Linked DNA regions of Mus musculus: region 2 is linked to region 1. Evidence: chromatin loops called from intact Hi-C (ENCODE). Cell type or tissue: heart. All regions are shown on one strand.

Region 1 (2,500 bases):
CTTGAGCATCTTCCTACACTGCTGAGGTTGGCAAGATTCTTTCCAGACTCCCGAAACATAACTAATGCCGGAGAATGAGTGAGAGAGGGCATTGCACAGAAAGGAAGTGGATAGGCCGGACTCTGGTCCTGGAAGGCAGACACTGTTAACTAGGTGACAGACTGTTTTCTGAGCACTTAACCCTTTACAAACCTCTCTTCCCGACTGATGGTTTGTTAATGGTTTGTTACAGTTTCCAGTGAGCCGCTTTGCTTTTAGAAATCTACATGGCTCAAGGAGAGGAAAAGCAGGGCTAGGTTTTTCTGGAAAAATCTATGGAATGTGCTCTCTTCCCATCTGTCTGGGTGCTTCTGTCTTCTCTTGTCATATGCCCACACTCTGGCTTGGTGACATTTCTAAAAACCCACAGGAGACAGTGGCAGAATCTAAGCTTGAACCCTGTATTAGAGAGTTTTGTTTTCCTCCCCCACAGCCAACCTTTATTATAACAATAGCAATCATCCCCTCTGCTATTTATTGTAAATTTTCTCAGCATATAAAGGACTCTTGGCATAAGGGAGGAGGAAAATATAGTTTAAAGAACCGAGTTGTTTCTTCTATAAGGAGAGTTCCTAAAACATGAACTTTGGACTTAGTTTGGAAGAAAAAAGAAAAAAACAGTGAAATAAACACTTAGATGAAATCAGCCTTGTAAATGTTTTTATTTGAAAGATGGAAATTGATTGTGTAGGTTCATATGTAACACCGAGGTCCTATAGAAGCTGTAGACTATGAGTCTGTACTTGGGGATTTGAAAAAAAGCAGTTACTTTTGAATTCTAGTGCCAGACTCTGCCCGTTTGCACAGTTTCACAGGGTCTGTGCACAGCAGCGCACAGTGTCTGAAGGTTCCCAGGCCAAGCCTGTTCCCCGGCTGGAAACAGCGCACCCCGGCTTCTCCTTTGGCTCCCTCCGTGTTTTCGCTTTTGTAGCTCTTAGCATTTTCTCTTCCTGTCCACAATCCAGACAGTCCAGGCTCGAGTTGGGGTGTGTGTCCCTGTCCCTTATCCGGCTGCTCCGAGGAAGAGCCTCCCTGGCCTTTTGCTTTCATTTGCCTTATATGGTCAGCTGTGGAGTTCGTTATTCCTGGAAAGGGCCTTTTCACTGTTTCAAGCACTATTGCCCTCCACCATCTCCTGAGGAGAACTAGAGCTTGCTGGAAGCTTGGGGTTCCTGGTTCTAATGGGGATCCTAATGGATTCTCACTGGTTCCAGGGCAGGTGATGTTTGGACCTCAGGCTAATGAGATGTTTAACAATAGGTGTATAGTTAAGAATAAACTTCCTTTTGAAACCAGGGACTCCAGAGTGTTCCGGTGTTTTGTTTGTTTGGTTTCTGTTGTTGTTTGTTTGTTTGGTTTCTGTTGTTTGTTTGTTTGTTTTTCCTTTCTTCCGAGCCCCAAGTGGGCTGGTCCTTCTCATTTCCCAGGATCCTGCTGCCTAGATTGCCTTTCCCCTCGTTATTCTCTCTGGCTCTGCTTCTTGGAGGGCTTTATCTACCACAGGATAGATGACATTGATTTCAGTCAGATCCATGTCCTCAGTTATCTTCTGAAGTACGGCTTCCGGTGTCATAAAGAAACAGTCATCTTAGTGGTTCCCACTCAGGCGGCTGCCCCTCCCCTTCCTGCTCCTCTTCCTGGTGGGATCTAGCCTCCCGACCTGGGCAAGCCGAGCAGCAGCACTTTAAAAATAATTAGACTGAACACAAGAGTGACAAGAAGGTGTGGTTTATCTTTCAGGCCATGGTTAGTTTGTGCTTTAGCCTAAAAAGGAAGTTTGTAGTGTGTTGAATGCAAGTTAGATGTTTCTGGATGAAAGGTGGAGCTGAAGATGAGGGTGGAGTTAATGGAGTAGTCCTTGCTCCTGGCTCAGACAGGAACATTTCTCTAAAAAACTTTTATTTATTTTTAAAAAGGGAAGTTGAATTTGGTAATGGTTTGAGGCGGCTGCCTAGCTACCCTGAGACCGGTTTTTCCCTCCCATCTTTCATGGCCTGCCTCTCCATGGTGGTGAGGATTGGGCAAGCTTTGAAGTCACTTTCGTTTTCTAGAACTTGTTGGTGAAGCCTACCCCCCACACCCCCTACCCCCGGTCACCCCTCTTTTTTTAAAGCATGCCTACATTTCTCTCTTCCAGCTCTGCCTGTCCAAAATGACTTCCCTCTTTTCCCAAATCCCCAGCAGTTCACTGTCTGGCAAAGGAGTGACATCTGGCAGCTTGCTAGGGTAGAGGGAGAGAGATGTAGAAGGGAAGACTGCACGTGTTCAATACCACAATTACCCTGAGCTCCATGCTGTCAGGATGTATTACCCACCCACCCAAGCCAGGGGGGGGGCACACTGGAGTGACCCACCTGCACGATTGTGTGTGCGTGCCTGTGTGCCTGCTTGCCTGCGTGCCTGCTTGCCTGCTCTGGCAGGTGTTTGGGCAGATGAATTCTCCATTCACTCCTATCTGGTT
Region 2 (2,500 bases), 120 kb before region 1:
TCTTTGAAAAGTGCCCGATAACCTTCACCCCCAAAATAGCCTCTCAATAGTGTAGCTACCAATAAATAAATAAACAAACAAACATCACTCAAGAGATATTACAGAATGTCTAAAATAGGTTAGGCACTGGGATGGGAGGAGGGGGGCAAATCCATAGAGAATAAATCAGATCTAAAACTCTTTCCATCATCAAGTAGGTAACAGAAAAACAACACTGCACTGCAGTAAGCAAAATAGACAAGTGGCCACTGGGCAACTGCCCTCCAAAAAATGCTGTGGGGATTTATAGACAAGCATCTTTAGTTGTCGCACTGCTACCTACCACTGAGTCAATCTATGGAAATATTGAAAGGGAGGGAAGACCCACAGGAGATGTTACCCCTCACCAACTCCTGAACTTAAGTGCCAATTAACATAGAGGAAAGAAAAGAGACCTGGGAAACAAGGATAGACTGGATAGGAGTACAAAAGAAAAGTGTTATTCAGAGGGCCTGGGGTGAATTCCCTAAAGCTAGCAAGTAGAATGAAGGTCCATTTCTATATTCACTGTTTTCATCCGTACATACTAACATCTAACACACCTATGCACTACACAAAGACATAAATAAAAGCAATAAAGTACACTCGGCTCCATACTTCTTTGCAGTCGGAGTGCTAAGCACTACAGAATAAATACAAGTCTGCGAGCACAGTGAGTTTAAGGCAGTGTTGGAGACTCAGGCTCCACAGGTACTAAAACTAGAACTTAAACCCGAATCCATCAGACTTTTCCTGGAGCTCTGCAGCAGGAGGGCGGAGTGGAGGAAGGGGGAAGTGGGCAAGAAGAGGTAAGAAAGAATGGACAGCACTCTTCAAGCTAAGCTCTCTTAAGTTTTAGTGATAAACACAGCCACAAACCCCTGCCCATCTCCCAGTGGGGGGGGGGGGGGCAGGGGGGAGGACATCTGTCAAATGAGATCTGTAGCTGAGAGACTTGGGATGTGGTTCGACCCTTTCCAGGAGTTCCGAATCCCCCCTCTTCTGGCCCAGCGAGGCCTCATGCCGTAGCCAACGACACCCACACGCCCCAGGAATGGAAGGCGCACCTTGGTGAGCGCGAGCGGTCGCGGGCCTGAGGTCAGGCCCGGGGCGTTCGCCTCCCGGGAGTAGCGCTGCGCCGCCGCCGAGCTGCCATGGGCCCCGGCCCTCTGGGGCGTTCCGCAGCCGCACGAGCCCGCAAGGGACGCCGCACCTTCCCTGGCCTCGGCCTCATCGCTTCCCGCCACCTCGCACGCCAACACCAGCAGCAAGAAGACTCGCGCCAGTCTGATGCAGCAGCGGAGAGCCGGCTCTCGCGCGGGCGCAGCCATGTTGTTCCCGGAGTCATGTGACCCATGGAGATCACGTGACCTGTGGTGCTTAAAGCAGCGGCTTTGGCTGACATAGGTAATAAATAATAGCCTGAGACTGCTTCCAGGTAGTTAGCCAGAGTTTGCCTGCTAATGTTAAAAGCATGCAAACCACAACAAAGCTCTATGATATTCAAGGCCTTCCGCAGACAATGTGCCCCTCTCTAGTTTCGTGGTTGAAAGCTAGTTGAATTTATTCAGCATTTGCTGAGCACCACTACCTTACTACATAAACACTCATTTTTTTTTTTAAGTACTTAGTTCTCGTGATGCTGCTACATTGTGTTGACAGGACAATTAAGTGGTCTGCTCAAATCACGTATCAAACATGTCAAAACCAAAATCTAACTCCAAGGTATCTAACCAGAAACCCTGAATTTTGAGCTCTATAAGCAATTCAGAAATTGGACTTAGGAAAGTGAGCATAGTGAAAAAGACCAGTGAGTAGAGTTAGGTAAATCTAGACTATGAGATTGTATAAAATAACACTTCGCAAAGTTTGGACTGATAGGTTATTTCTCCACTGGTAAAATAGACCAATAAATGCCAAATTAGAATATATTGAAGATAGGTTTATTGGGAAGCTGCTCTTGAGTGAGTTCACTGGCCCCCAAGGACCAAGGCCAGAAACATCACCAAGGTGGGGGGTGGGGAGAAAGAGAGAAAGGGCACACAGGGCAGAGAGAGAAAGTGAAAGAAAATTAAAATTCAAGGTCCATGACTCATGCGGCTTGCTAGTTAGGAGGGCTTTTTGGGCCTAAGACAAAGAACAAAGGCTGTAAAGTCATCCCAGGAACCAACTAGCCATAAAGATAGGGAAGACATACAAGAATGTCCGGACTGGCCTGGCGCCTCCCTATCTCCAACCCCCACCTATGTTCTTTCAAGAGGAGGAAGAGGAGGAGGAGGAGGTGAAAGGGGAGAGGAAGGGGAGAGAGGGAGAGAGAGAGGGGTAGAGAGAGAGAGAGAGGAACAAATGTCTGGATTATATAGGGAAGAGCAGGCAGCCAGGGGCCTACTTGGGGACAGGGTATGCCCAGTAGGAACCTAAGTATGCTGGATTAACCTGGAGGCCAGGTCTGCTTTGATTGTAAAATATGCACCTCAGTCCC

The links. Peaks named below come from ENCODE experiments on the same cell type or tissue, not always from the same donor. Only the 100,000 strongest peaks of a DNase experiment are listed, where the experiment ranks them.
Region 2: a loop joins it to region 1, with 1.8 times the contacts of the local background. A loop is called at or near these places in 1 of 42 quality-filtered maps.

The regions. Positions count from the first base shown.
Region 1 is chr6:108,305,469-108,307,968 of GRCm38, forward strand. The region is part of intron 4 of Itpr1 (inositol 1,4,5-trisphosphate receptor 1); the gene reads left to right. Among named protein-coding and RNA genes, the nearest start is that of Itpr1, 94 kb to the left of the region's middle. In heart, no CTCF peak of the experiment used is centred here; DNase peaks (open chromatin) are centred at 1,023 and 1,663; H3K4me3 peaks cover 1,392 bases; H3K27ac peaks cover 2,193 bases.
Region 2 is chr6:108,184,208-108,186,707 of GRCm38, forward strand. Sumf1 (sulfatase modifying factor 1) reads right to left here and starts at 1,376. Exons shown (of 9, transcript NM_145937.3): 1 at 1,086-1,376. The coding sequence starts at 1,349. In heart, no CTCF peak of the experiment used is centred here; a DNase peak (open chromatin) is centred at 1,364; H3K4me3 peaks cover 1,343 bases; H3K27ac peaks cover 1,074 bases.